3 separate regions of the Homo sapiens genome follow, and regions 1 and 3 are each linked to region 2. The links are chromatin loops, found by intact Hi-C in ENCODE. Cell type or tissue: CD4-positive, alpha-beta T cell. All regions are shown on one strand.

Region 1 (5,000 bases), 81 kb after region 2:
CTCTCCAGCCCCTCTGCTTCTCAGGGCTGGGGGCTCCCCAGCCACCAGTTCCGCTCCCTTGGCTGCTAGGCTGGCCTGGGTGTGCTGGGCACCTGTCCCACTGGCATCAGGGTGGAGGCTCTCCGCAGGCATCAGGGTGGAGTCTTTACAGAAGTGGTTTTCAGGGTGTGGGTTTCAGACCAGCATCATCATCGCCACCTGGGAACTTGTTAAAGATGCAAACTCCGGCCGGGCGCGGTGGCTCACGCCTGTAATCCCAGCACTCTGGGAGGCCGAGGTGGGCGGATCACGAAGTCAGGAGATCGAGACTATCCTGGCTAACACGGTGAAACCCCGTCTCTACTAAAATACAAAAAATTAGCCAGGCGTGGTGGCGGGCACCTGTAATCCCAGCTACTCGGGAGGCTGAGGCAGGAGAATGGCGTGAACCTGGGAGGCGGAGGTTGAAGTGAGCCGAGATCGTGCCACTTCACTCCAGACTGGGCGACAAAGCGAGACTCCGTCTCAAAAAAAAAAAAAAAAAAAAAAGCAAACTCCAAGCCCCCTCCCACTGCCTCTGGACAAGCTCTGTGTCTGACACGCCTACCTGATCATTCTGACCCAACTCAAACTGAAGGCCACCACCACAGTGATGAGGGTTAGAGCCGGGCCTGCAGTGGAACTTCCTGGGACCGGGTCCTGGCCCTGCTGCTCTGTGATCTCAGGCAACTCAAGGAACTTCTCTGTGTCTCAGCTTTTCCATCTGTGAAACAGGGACAATAGTGATAAAGGTAGTCCGTGAGGTTATGGGGTTCCAATGGGGCAGTCCATGGAAAATGCTCAGAAGTTCTAGCACGCAAAGGCTTTGCTGGTGTTAGTTTTACTAATAAACAGTGTTTAGTGTTACTAAATTAACACTGATAATAATTAATAATAACATGGATTTTGCTAGGTTTGGGAAAACTGAAGGAACTTAGAATAAAGAGGAGAAAATCCCAATTCAGCTATGCCACATATGGCCTTCCACGGTCCAAGGGGAAAGCAGTCGAATCCTCCTGGGCCCCTGACAGCATAGCGCTCTGCTCCCCCTCCTGGCGCTTGACGGTGCCCCTCTCCCTCACAGCCTGCTCTAGGCCTGCTGCCACACCATGCTCTGGAGTTTAGGGAACCCCCTCTCTACTCATAGGCACTGTAGGCCTTCTTTCCAGTCCCGCTGTCTCCCCAACCCCACAGCAGCAATCCTTTGTAAGGTTCAAGTTATTCCATCTACACTGAGCCCCAGGGCAGCACTGCCTGCTGTCTCTAGGCATGGTTCTCAGGGACGTCCTTGTCCTGACCCAGGGCTCTGCACTTCCGTGGACCCCCATAGGACCCAGGCCATGGTCCAAGGCTCCAGAGGCTCTGCAGGCCCCAGGCAGCCTGGCTGCAGGTTCACGGAGACCTGGTCCTGCCCCAGGCTCAGGAGGGCACAATCGTGGACGTGAAGGCTTTTGCATGTTCCAGAAGTCCCCTGACCTGTGCAAATATGTCATGCTTAGGGTCGGGGTCCAGCTCCAACTGAGGTCCGAGGAGAGTGGGTGGATGTGGGGCAGGGAGCTGGAAGAACATTCAAGAGACAGCAGGTAAATGAGACATGACTTTATTCAGCAGCTCCTTCACAGGCTCAATGTTACGCTTATACACTACACAAACAATAGTGGCTAAGAGCCAGGTGGGGAGCTTCTCTATGTTATGTCTACCTGGCTATGATTATATAAGACATGGGACTGCACGCTTGCACCCCAACCCCACTGAGTCAACCAGGCTGTTTACCTCGGCCTATGCCTGCTACCCCTATGCCTGCTTGGCTGCAGCTACAGCCATGTTCCTTACAGGATGTTTCTAAAGCTCCATTTCCCAAATCAAGATTGGGGCTCTGAAGAGAGAGGACGAACAAGGGCCTGCTTCGTATCTAAGCCTCATTCTCATTCTGTCTCCCCTTCTCCTTTGCACCATCTCTCAGGACTGGAAGAGAAAAACTCCAGAGTTTTCTTCAACACCCTGGCTTCCCTCTGGTCGGGCGGTAACATGGGGGCCTTGTGGTTCCAGGTGGAGGGCCCCACATTCTCCGCTCTGCAGAGGGGCCTCTGTGATGGCAGGACTCCAGGCTTTGTTCTTCAGTGTTGAAAGATTTTTAGAAAACTGTCTATTCCACACATTTTCATTCTTACTTTCTGTCTTGGTCTTAACAGAGCTTGGCTTTCAAGCTCATTATATTGCTACAGAATCAAACTAAAGTTCATATTGACATCACAATGACTTGGGGCTCTTGTGGGTATCCACCTTTCCCAGAAGCTCAAAAGCCAGGACAACAAAGTTTAGAAGATTCGGGATACTACTGAAAATAGATTTCAAAGTTCCTGATGGCTTCTTTTCCTACAGCAATCCCCTCTTAACCCCATCTTCCCCCTGCCCCTACTGTGCCCCATGTGGCCCACCAGGACTAAGGTGGGACCTCTCGCTAAGCCACATCCTTTCAACAAGGTTTTCCTGTGGTTACCCCATGCTTTGAAGTGACTGCTCAGAAGCGCTCAGCTCATTCTTAGCCAAGACCCGGCCCAGGGTGCTGTTTGTGGGGAGGAAAGGAGGTGAACTGCACTCCTGTATTTTTGTAAAGAAACTACTCGGCATCTGGTGCCTGCTCGATTCATTGCAGCAGCTGTTACTATTTTGCCCATTAAATCTCTCTGCAGCACTGAGCTCACTCACCTTCTCATAGGAAGTTATCCTGCGTCTATTTCCACCACCCCCACTGGACCACAACACCCCTGGACAACACTGTTCCCCAGCTTCCTCAGGCATAAAATTGGGATTATAATACTATTACCTCGTAGGACTATCTTGATACCAAAACAGGCGATATCTCTAACTCACATAGTACAGCACCGAATACAGTGTCTTAAAAAGCAGTTATTGATACTAGCTACATATTTTTAAATAATTTATTGAAATGAAATTCACGTAACACAAAATCATTTTACAGTGAACAATTCAGTGGCATTTAGTGCATCTGCAATGTTGCGCAACCACCACCTCTAGTTCTGAAACGTCTCCATATTTCAAAACAAAACCCTGTCCTCATTCAGCAGCTTCCCTTCATGGCCTTTCCTCCCAGCCTCTGGCAACCACCAATCTGCTTTCTGTCTCCATGGAATTATCTATTCTGGATATTTCATATAAATGGAATCATACAATATGTGACCTTTTGTGTCTGGCTTCTTTCACTGAGCATAATGTTTTCAAGGTTCACCCGTGTTGCAACATGAATCAGTAACTCTGTGTCTTTGGGGGTGAATCCTATTCTATTGTATGGATGCAACACAATTTGCTTATCTGTTGGTCAGTTGTTGGGTATTTGGGTTGTCTCCACCTTTTGGGTACTGCGAACAGTGCTGTTATGGGTATGTGTGTGTACAGGTATTTTTTTCACTTTCTGCTTTCAGGTCTCTGGGGTATATGCATAGCAGATTTCTGTGTCACATGGTATCTCAATGTTTACTTTTTTTCTCTGTGTGCAAATATTTTTTATTGTAGTAAAATGTATATAACATTTACCATGTTAACCATGTGTGTGTGTTTGTTTGTTTTTGAGATGGAGTCTCACTCTGTTGCCCAGGCTGGAGTGCAGTGGCACGATCTCGTCTCAATGCAACCTCTGCCTCCCGGGTTCAAGTGATTCTCTTGCCTCAGCCTCCCAAGTAGCTGTGATTACAGGCATCCACCACCACGCCCAGCTAATTTTTGTATTTTTAGTAGAGATGGGGTTTCACCATGTTGGCCAGGCTGGTCTCGAACTCCTGACCTCAGGTGATCCTCTTGCCTTGGCCTCCCAAAGTGCTGGGATTACAGGTGTTAACCATGTTTAAGCATACAGTTCTGTGCATTAGGTACCTTTGCACTGCTGTGCACCCATCAACATTATCCATCTCCAGAACTCATCCATCATCCCAAAATGACACTTTGATCCACTACACAATAATTCCCCACTCCCCCCTCCCTCAGCTGCTAACTGGCTTTTGACTTTCTGTCTCTATGAATTAGATTGCTCTAGGCATGTCATATAAGTGGAATCATGAAGATTTATTTTTTGTGAGTGGTGTATTCTACTTAGCATAATGTCTTCAGGATTCATCCATGTTATGAATGTATTAATATTAGAATTTCTTTGCTTTTGAAGGAGTATTCTGTGGTATATACCACATTTTGTTTATCCATTCATCCGTTCATGGACGTTTCAGTTGTTTCCAGCTTTTTGATGTTGGGAATAACACTGCTGTGAATACCAGGATATAATCTGTTTGAGTCTCTGCTTTCAATTGTTTGGCATATATACCCAGAAATGGAATTGCTGGATCATACAGTAATTCCATTTTGGATTTCTTTAGGACTTGCCATACTGTTTTCTATAGGGTCTACACTATTTTACATTTTCACCAGCAGTATACAAGAGTTCCAATTTCAGGCCAGGCATGGTGGCTCACGCCTGTAATCCCAGCACTTTGGGAGGCCGAGACAGGAGGATCACTTGAGGTCAGATGTTCAAGACCAGCCTGGCCAACATGGTGAAACCCCATTTCTACTAAAAATACAAAAATTAGCCAGGCATGGTGTCGTGCACCTGTAATCCCAGCTATTCGGGAGGCTGAGACAGGAGAATTGCTTGAACCGGGGAGATGGAGGTTGGAGTGAGCCAAAATTGTGCCATTGTACTCCAGCCTGGGCAATAGAGCAAGACTCCATCTCAAAAAAAAAAAAAAAGTGAATTCCAATCTCTCTATATCCTTACAAACACTTATTATTTTTCATATTTCTAAATTATAGCTATTCTAGTGAGTATGAAGTTTGCTTTTTATTTGTAGTTCCCTAATAACTAATGATGTTCAGCATTTTTTCATGTGCTTGTTGACCATTTGTGTGTATGTGTGCGTATGTGTATATATGTCTATTTCAGTCATTTGCCCACTTTAAAATTAAGTTTTGTT
Region 2 (5,000 bases):
CGTCTGCAGATTTGGTTTTCTTTTTTTTTTTTTTTTCACTCCTGATGCCCAGGCTAGAGTGCAATGGCGCGATCTTGGCTCATTGCAACCTCTGCCTCCAGGGTTCAAGCGATTCTCCTGCTTCAGCCTCCCGAGTAACTGGGATTACAGGCATGCACCACCACGCTGGGCTAATTTTGTATTTTTAATAGAAATGGGATTTCTCTGTGTTGGTCAGGCTGGTCTTGAACTCCCAACCTCAGGTGATCCGCCCGCCTTGGCCTCCCAAAGTGCTGGGATTATAGGCGTCAGCCACCAGGCACAGCCTACAGATTTGGTTTTCAATATCACTTGACATGCACAAAGTACGGGTGAACAAGCACTTTTATTCTTTTTTCTTTTTTTCTTTTTTTTTTTTTTCTTTTTGAGATGGAGTCTCGCTCTGTTGCCCAGGCTAGAGTGCAGTGGCGCAATCTTGGCTCACTGCAACCTCTGCCTCCCAGGCTCAAGAGATTCTCCCACCTCAGCCTCCCGAGCAGCTGGGATTAGGACCACCACGCCTGGCTAACTTTTGTATTTTTAGTAGAGACAGGGTTTCACCATGTTGGCCAGGCTGGTCTCAAACTCCTGACCTCAGGTGATCCTCCCGCCTCGGCCTCCCCTCAGCTGGGATTACAGGCGTGAGCCACCGTGCCTGGCCACAAGCACCTTTTTTCTTTATCTCCTATGTTTGAAATTAAAATGAAAAAAATGTATAAACCTTATTTAATTAACAAGTGATGAGTCATTTTTAGTAAATGGACCTAAATACCTTAAGAAAGCCATCAAGTGTCAAATAGAGAGATGTAAGCTACCATGGAGAGCCTTTCGGGACGTATGGAAGGAACCAGTTTGCAATGACAACATGCTGTGGGTGGTGCCTACCTACACTGAAAGATTCGGATGGGTTTTTCAGAGTGCCCTCTTCACTGTCTTCCTTCACCCAGCCCGCCTCCTCTTCCAGGACTCCGACCCACTTTCCTCCTGCGCCCTCTAGTGTCTGTCTGCTTTTCCGTTCCCCCCATTTCTACCTTAGGATTTTTCTGTGCCTTTCATTCATCCTCCGTCTGCGTCTCCCGTGGTACTGACTTCAAAACCCCTGACTGTACCGAAACTCGGTGTGAACGAGGACTGCAGTGCTGCTGGGGATGCATTCTCCATTTGTACTTGAAGAGTTACGTCAAAACCTAAACTGTAGGCCTGACAGATAATGATAATTTGTCTATGGCAAAAACATAAGCTTAACTGCCTATCCTAATATAACAGGAAGCTAAACTATTTATACTGAACTGAATTCTCCTACATTTACAACTCATAAACCTGCAGCTTCCTGGACAGGCAGCAGACACTCCCAAACTCCGCTGTGTCCTAGTATATAATACTTTCGGCCAACCTACATGTGTAACTTACATCATTTTCAGAATATGAATGCTTCAAGTGGCATATTAGACATTAATAATTTAAGCAATGAAATTAACTGATACAGAATATATAGGTAAATAATAAAAGAAGTAATTAAAAATCTTTGTTTCATCAGTTCATATTAGCTATATATGTTCTCAAGTCTCAAAGAAAAGGTATTATTTCAAAGCAACTTAAAAAATATTTAAAAATTAGCACCCTATAGTTCTCATTTAATAAGTTAAATGGGTAATTAATTGGCATTTTATTTCAATAGAAGCTTATTTCAAAAAGCTTTCTACAGAGTTATTTTGTGTAAAATGGTAATTATGCCCACAATTTTCTAAATGAAGCTTGCAGAAAGGGCTCATTTTTGCCATAAACATAATTTTCATTGATGTTTCCCTTAAAGACAAATGTTTCCTTCACTGAAATAGACTTTTGGAAATTGTTTAATTATTTTTACCTTGGCAATTATGTCACCTTCCTTGAATATCCTCATTAATTACATTGCCACTGGTACCTCTGAAGTATTTGGTGTTTTCTTAAGTTCTTTAAGCTCTTTATTTTATTTTATTTTATTTATTTATTTTTTGAGACAGTCTCGCTCTGTCGCTCAGGCTGGAATGCAGCGGCCTGATCCCGGCTCCCTGCAACCTCTGCCTCCCGGGTTCATGTAATTCTCCTGCCTCAGCCTCCGGAGTAGCTGGGATTACAGGCTCGCACCACCAAGCCCGGCTAATTTTGGTATTTTTAGTAGAGACAGGTTTTGCCATGTTGCCCGGGCTGGTCTCAAACTCCTGACTGCAAGTGACCCGCCTGCCTGGGCCTAAGTTCTTTAAGATCTTAATGTAGAGTCTGAAAAGAGGGTTTCAGTCTGGGATTAAGTGCCTTTTTTTTTTTTTTTTTTTTTTTTTGCGACGGAGTCTCCTGCCTCAGCCTCCCTAGTAGCTGGGACTACAGGCGCGCACCACCATGCCCAGCTAAGTTTTTGTATTTTTAGTAGGGATAGGATTTCGCCATGTTGGCCAGGATGTTCTCAAACTCCCAACCTCAGGTGATCCGCCCACCTCGGCCTCCTGAAGTGCTGGGATAACACGTGTGAGCCACCGCTCCCGGCCAAGTGCCAATTACTTAATATTCCTAACTTTTTAACATATCCTAAAATACAACTCCACACCCAAGTTCAGGCGCTCGCGGATGGTCTTTTGTTGGCCGCACTCCTCCCTCCGGCTCTGCTCCAGCCCAGCCCCAGCCTCCTACCCTGGGGGCACCGCTGTCCCGCGGCCGAAGAAGCTGCGCCGCACCGGCCTCTGCCGCCACCTGGCGCCCGGCCGGGGCACGACGCACTGGACACCTTCCTAATAATATGAGCCGCACGCTCCCGTGGGGCACCCCTGACCCTCGCGGCCGCGCGTCTCAGCGCCCCTTCCGTGGGCTGCGGGTCTCACCCCCCAATCCCACTCCCACGTGGGCCCAGGTTCCTTCCGGGTTGAAAGCAGGGAACCTGCAGAGCTCACTCATCCTAAAAACGACCTTAATCCTGCTAGCCTCCAGGAGCCCCGCACCCTGCTCGCCCTGGCCCCGGGGAGGGCACCCCATCCCGCCACCCCACACCCCAGAGCCGACTCAGGGCTAAATCCTCCCCTTAGCTCCGTCAGGGCCCTGAATGACCCCCCCGCACACCCGTGCGCACTTCCCCTGGGCTGGCCTGACCCCCATACCTGCAGCCCCTTCTTTGCCCAGTCCCTCAGCTGCTCTCAAAGCCAGTGTCCTCAAGACTGCGCCTGTCACGGTCGTGCGTGGTCCCCACGCAGTCGGCGCCTAGACCTATCCTACTGGATCGCCCAGAGGCCTCAACGGAAGGCTGTGCTTTCTTTTTTCTTCTTTGGGGGGCGAGGGAGGCAGGGAGAGGGGTCTCGCTCTGTCGCTCAGGCTGGAGTGCTGTGGCGCGATCTCGGCTCACTGCAACCTCTGCCTCCCGGGTTCAAGCAGTTTCCTGCCTCAGCCTCCCAAGTAGCTGGGACTACAGGGCCCCGCCATCACACCCAGCTAATGTTTTTAGAGATGGGGTTTCGTCATGTTGGCTAGGCAGGTCTTGAACTCCTGACCTCAAGTTATCCTCCCGCCTCAGCCTCCCAAAGTGCTGAGATTACAGGCATGAGCCACTGCTCCGGCACTTAAAATCCACTTTTCATTACACATCACAATAGAATTGAGAAATGGTTTGTTCTTGTTATGTAGAATAAGAGATGACACTTCAAAATGATGATTTTTAAAAATTTTCGCTCAGCTCATGGGGCACCCACTTATTGAGCTTTTTATCTTTCCAATTTGCTTCAAATGCCAAACGACCATTGAATGGCCAACGTTGAGTTCTTTGGCAACTTCTCCTGTAGCGTAAGAGGATCAGCTTTGATGACTGCCCTCAATTGATCACTGTCAACTTCTGAAGGCCGGCATCTATTGGCAAAACTTCTCGAACCACCACTGCACTGTGTGTGCCCTAGCAGTTTCTGGGCCAAATGAATTGTTGATGTTGCCAGTTGTCTCTTCTGCATTTTGACCTCAAATAAGAAAATTGCTCAAATTTGCTTTTTGTCTAACATCATTTCCATAGTCTAAAATAAACGTAAAATAAACAGCAAGTAATGTCATTAGCAAAAAAAATAAAGCGAGAAATGCCCGTTAAAATGATGTATGACATATTTATTTAAGAACATATTCCAATATCAAACAGCAAATTCCAACAATGCAAAAACCACAATTACTTTTGCATTCACCTAAAATTGGAACGATACAGAGAAGACTAGCATGGCCCCTTAAAAAAAAATACATAAACTGCAGAAGGGATTATTTTATGTAGTCTAATTTGTTTTGTTTGTTTGTTTAGACCTAAGTATTGGCCAGTTTTTCATCCTTACATTTTTGTGTGTCTGACCTTCATCTGGCATCATCTTCCTTCTGCCTGATATACAGGTATATTTTTTACAAGTTTTCTTAGTGAGGATGTCTAGTGGCAAACACTCATTTTTTTTAACTGAAAATGTCTTTATCTTACCCTAATTCTTTTTTTTTTTTTTTTTTTTTTGAGACTAGATCTCACTCTGTTGCCCAGGTTGGAGTGCAGTGGCACAATCATAGCCTAGTATCCTCCATCTCCTGGGCTCAAGTTATCCTTCTGCCTCAGCCTCCCAAGTAGCTGGAACTACAGGCATGCACTGCCATGCCCAGCTAACGTTTTAAAAATTTTATTAGAGACAAGGTCTCACTATGTTGCCCACGCTGGTCATGAACTCTTGAGCTCAAGCTCCCCGCCTCCCAAAGTGCTGGGATTACAGGTGTGAGCCACTGCACCCGTATTTTGCTCTAATTCTTTTTTTTTTTTTTTTTTTTTTTGAGATGGAGTTTTGCTCTCGTCAGCCAGGCTGGAGTGCAATGGTGCGATCTCGGCTCACTGCAACCTCCACCTCCTGGGTTCAAGCACTTCTCCTGCCTCAGCCTCCCGAGTAGCTGGGATTACAGGCACGCACCACAACACCTGGCTAATTTTTTTTGTATTTTTAGTAGAGATGGGGTTT
Region 3 (5,000 bases), 900 kb before region 2:
AGGATCCATAGGGAAGGAGATGATGGGAATCGACTCATGTGATCATGGAGGCTGAGACATGCCACCATCTGCCATCAGTAAGCATAAGACCCAGGAAAGCCAATGTATCATTCACATGAGTCCAAAGGACTCCAGACAGGCGGTGTTGTGGGTTTGCATGTTACTGAGTCTGAAGGCCTGAGAACCAGGAATTCAGTGTTTAAGGGCAGGAGAAGATGGTGGTCCCAGTTCAAGAAAGGAAAGGAAATTTGCCCTTCCTCTGCTTTTTGTTCTATCTGGGTGCTCAGCAAATTGCATGCTGCCTCCCACATGGGTGAGGGTGAAACTTCTCCACTCAGTCTAGCAATTCAAATGCTAACTTAGTAGGAAACACCCTCACAGACACACCTAGAAATAACGTTTTACCATCTACTCAAGTCAAATTGACACATACAATTAACTGTCACAACTTGCTATTAATTTTTTTTTAAGGCAATTGCAGGATCCCAGGTCCCAACTTTCTCATTCAGTGTGGTCTGGTGTCAGGTGATAATCTGCAACTCCTACAAATTTCCAGGTGATGCTGACATTGCTGATGCAGAAACCACCCCTCAAGAACCACCATCCTAGCCCCACCTGGAACTTTGTGAAACACAGGATCTCAGCTCCACTGGATCAACTTCTGCATTTTTTAAAATATCTTTGGGTGACCTTGATGCACATGTAGGTGCTTCCAGAAGAGGGTCTCTAAAGTGACCATGCCACCTCCCTAGATAAGACGCTGCAATACCTCCTCACTCTCCAAACCTCTCATACAATCAAAATATCATGGCATTAAATAAGATACCTTTCATGATCTGGTCCCCGCCTGCTCCAAATTCATCTTATATTTCCCTAAACAAATATAATTTCAACACTGAAGATTACCTGTAGTCTGAGAAGCTCTGTCCTAGGGGAAAGAACCCACACTGCTGAATTCTTTCCACCTGTGGCAACTTCTCCGTCCTCCTCCCCGTGGCCCTGTCTTAGGTAAAGGTGAGTTACTGGTTCACTGCAACAACAAGAGCACACCCGGAGGGGCACAGGGTGTCTTGGTAAGAGGAAGAAATAGGGATTATTAGAGGACTTGGGGTCATATTAGGGTATTTGGGGTAGGGTTCAAGGAAGAATGGGTTTGCTCCAGACTGGGCACTGTCAATAGCTGGGAAAACTATGATTGTTCTCTCTATGATTTCATTTACAGAGTAGAGAGCGTGAACGGGCCAAGGTGTTAAAGAAGCCACAGTGTGTAGACGAGCCCAGGAAGGAGGGCATGGGGCCATCTGCATGGCCTGGCCAGTGTTCTCAAGCTCATCTTTCCTATGCTCATCACAGAGTGGCCTTGCCTGATGCGGTGTCTGTGAAACTCTCTATGGTAACAAGAGAGTGCCTCGGCCCTCAATGCCTGACCCACTCCCAGTAAATGGCAGTCAGGGCTGCTTTCTCTGCAATGCATTTTTTACACATGCAATTTCACCTCTTGGATGGCTTCATTGCCATCTGTGTGCTGAAGAGTTCTAAATTAAACCCAGGTTGTCTCTCCAGCAGCATTTTTAAACTGTACCTCCCTAACTCATACGCAGTTTTAAGTGTCAAAGTGGTGGACCATCTCTGTGTTACTCCCAAGACTTTTTGACACACATTGAGTGTATTTAATGGCAGTCCCTCAGGCGTCCACTCCACTGGACTTGTTCCTGGGCTTGAGCCACACACCTAGGACTCCGTGACATTACAAAATCTGGAGCCACAAGGGTGCCTTTCCCTGGCCTCTATGCTTGCAACACTTCTGCTTACGTTTCCCACCTAGACTGATGCACCTGTCATATGGAGTTTGGTCAACATCTCCAGACAGAGGCAGGTGCTTCTTTCTCATGTTCCTGCAGTAGTTTCCAGAGTCCACATTTCTGCTCTGCCACAGTGTATGCATCAGAGCCATTGACCGAGAAGCCTCTGCTCTGAGAATGGAGGCCTTGGAGGGCAGGAGATGCTTCTTATTTCTCTGTGTTCTTGCAGTTAGAATATGGCCTGGGTCATGGAAACTGCTGAATAAGTAGCACAAATGTTCTCTACAAACAAGGATGTTCAGTTTGTCAACTCAGTTGCCTTTTGTCTAAGTGAATCCCAGCTTTACCTTGGAAGCTTCCAGCAGCCTGAACTCTTGGTGGTGATTTACAAGCCCCTCCGTGCACCTGCCCCAACCTACCTCTCCCATTTTATTCCCAACAACCTCCCTGTTCACACTCAGTGTTTCAGCTAACCTAACCCTCTACTTATTTCCTAACTCCTCAGTCTCCACGATTTTTCTTATGATGTGTACCACTGGAATCCACCCATTCCACTTGGGGTCTCCAGCCACACATCCACGTGTGTCAAGGCTGAAGACCATTGTCCTCACGAACCCCGGCCCACACACTCCTTAGAGATGACATCTGTGCTGTTGACTTAAGGCACCTTCTCAGTGGCACTGTCTTGGGGTTTACCTGGATTTACCTTGACTCCCTCAGAGTCCTCTTTTCTATGCAACAAAGAAATGGATTGTTGCGTCTGATGAGTATTTTTATGCTTTACAATATTTAACAATGGCTTTTAAAATATATTATGCACTCAAAACATACAATACTTTGTATTAAAGATATTTTATATTAAAAGTCCTTATATAAATTATTTCATATGTCATTTTCTTGTGATATGTTCCACCCTGATTTATAACAGGATTTTGTAATGATCTTGAATGCATTGGAAGATAGTGAAGTGCCTTCTCAATCAATAAATTGCAATTGTAATTAAGTTCAATCTTTAATATATGTAAATGTTGACATTCTCAGAGAAATTAATTAAGACTATATTGTTTGAGACTGGGATTTGATTTTCCTGGACGCTAAATAAAACCTAGAATTCACCTTTACGTGTCCCGGTCCAGCAGATGGCAGCCAATTCACACCATTTTGGAGTCAAGGCTCTTGATGTTTGAGATGAGATCTGAGCTGAAGCTGCTTTTCAAGAAAGGTTCGATGTTGTTTACACTACAGTTTGTAAAATATGAACTTGAGTAACAATAAGTTACAGACAAGCAGCAATCAAACTACATGATTAATTGTTATTTGTTCAATTTCCATTATCTGAGAATAAATTTAAAGGATTAAAACCTGCTTACATCCTTAGTTTACAATTTTTACCATTAGTGTCTGCAGGAAATCGTATTGTCTATCAAAGTAAGCAATTTGACTTGTATACAGAAGTACACACCAGAGTCAGTTTTCAAATCCACTTTTTCTGCTGAGGGACTTAGGAAGTGATCCTGTTGATATGTTATATGAAACTTGGGGAAAAAATAACAGAAATATGGGCAGAATAGGTTCAAGGGATGCAGATAGGCAGCTGCTGTGTTTGGTTGTGTCCCCACCCAAATCTCATCTTAAATTATAATCCCCATAAACCCCACATGTCATAGAAGGGATGCAGTGGGAGGTAATTGAATCATGGGGGCAGTTTCCCCCATGCTGTTCTCATGACAGTAAGTAAGTTGTCATGAGATCTGATGGTTTTATAAGTGTCTGGCATTTCCCCTGCTGGCACTCATTCTCTCTCCTGCCACTAGGTGAAGAGGCCCCTTCCGCCATGATAGTAAGTTTCCTAAGAACTCACCAGCCATGCAGAAGTGAGAGGCAATTAAACCTCTTTTCTTTGCAGATTGCCCAGTCTCAGATATTTTCTTATGGGAATGTGAGAACAGACAAATACAGCAGCCTTGCTCTGATCATTTGTCTGGCTAATGATGCCTTCATACTCAAGTAATCTTCACCAAGTATGTAAGATATTAAAATAGAAGTTACTAAATATGTTTAAAATATTTAGTGAGAATGGCAATGTTAAATTTTGTAAGAACTTGCCCATTTCTGTAATGAAATCACAAAATCAGAGAGTGAAGTTCTAGTCTTTTATAACCGAAACTATATTTTTCCCCAAAGTGTGTTGCTCAACTTTCAAGCATTAGGCAGATATATCTGTATCTTAAATAATTTATTTGGGTCTTTTTCTTGCCTATTTATTTTTTAACAATGTCTTTTGATGATTTTTTTAAAGAACAAACAGAATCTCTGCTGCGGACCCTCTGACACTTGTGATTTCATGTTATATACAGTTGGAGGGTCATATACAATTTTAGGCCAATGCTTACATATCATCACTCCTTTTAAACATTAAACTCCTCTTGAGAAGAAGGCTTTGCAGCTTTGTGTACTCTCAATGGTATCTAGACAGTCTTTTGCATGTGGTAGATTCTCAACATGTACATTGGAAATTGAATTTCACTGAGTTGAGAGCTCTCCAGAGCACTCAGGCTTCACATAGCATAATCCCAGACATTTAGAAGATATTTGATGATTGATAGATCAAATCTGTGATGGGTAGTATAGGACAAATGGCCTAGCTCTTAGCTTCATTGGATGTCTATCCAACTTTTAGAAAACCTAACACCTTCAATATAAGTTAACAGAAAACTCTATTTATAAGGTTTTTTTCTCATAATTGCTGCACAAAAATGATGATGGGGATGATGATGATTGTGATGGTGATGATGATGGTGATGATAAATAGAACAGCAAAAAGGAATAGCACAGGCTGGTGTTTTTAGGTGTTTGGATCTTTTTATTATGTTTCATAACCTTAGAGAATATCACATTTACTGGTCCTGTGTTTGAAAGTCCCTACAGATATGTTAGGACTGTTAGGAGTCCCACAAATAAATATCATTCTGCCAGAATATATTCAGCTAATTTTAAAGTCTAAATGAAATTCTTATACTGAGTTGTAGTATTTTTAATTTGTTTTGAAATGTCTTCCTCAGAGGTTATTCTTTCAATGATTCCATTAAAAGCTAAAATACCTCTCTCTTTTAATCTAAGGACTAAAATAGCTGCACCATCCACATTTGACACAAAAACTACTGGGACACAAATGAGACCCAAACATGGGTGAGGGGT

Evidence for each region. Peaks named below come from ENCODE experiments on the same cell type or tissue, not always from the same donor. Only the 100,000 strongest peaks of a DNase experiment are listed, where the experiment ranks them.
Region 1: it touches region 2 in a loop (4-fold over the local background); 3 of 110 quality-filtered maps call a loop at or near these places.
Region 3: it touches region 2 in a loop (9-fold over the local background); 11 of 110 quality-filtered maps call a loop at or near these places.

What each region holds. Positions count from the first base shown.
Region 1 is chr18:76,718,945-76,723,944 of GRCh38, reverse strand. It overlaps LOC105372213 (a long non-coding RNA gene), which reads right to left and starts at 1,581. Exons shown (of 3, transcript XR_935658.2): 1 at 1,495-1,581; 2 at 587-742. RefSeq lists an enhancer at 2,538-2,707. In CD4-positive, alpha-beta T cell, no CTCF peak of the experiment used is centred here; a DNase peak (open chromatin) is centred at 2,544; H3K4me3 peaks cover 786 bases.
Region 2 is chr18:76,799,947-76,804,946 of GRCh38, reverse strand. The region is part of intron 2 of ZNF236-DT (ZNF236 divergent transcript); the gene reads left to right. It also overlaps the pseudogene RNU6-346P. Among named protein-coding and RNA genes, the nearest start is that of ZNF236-DT, 20 kb to the left of the region's middle. RefSeq lists a silencer at 2,622-2,671. In CD4-positive, alpha-beta T cell, CTCF peaks have their summits at 841, 1,046 (motif pointing left), 2,534 and 2,738 (motif pointing left); DNase peaks (open chromatin) are centred at 1,006 and 2,746.
Region 3 is chr18:77,700,804-77,705,803 of GRCh38, reverse strand. No RefSeq gene overlaps it. Among named protein-coding and RNA genes, the nearest start is that of LINC01029, 290 kb to the left of the region's middle. In CD4-positive, alpha-beta T cell, no CTCF peak of the experiment used is centred here; a DNase peak (open chromatin) is centred at 2,963.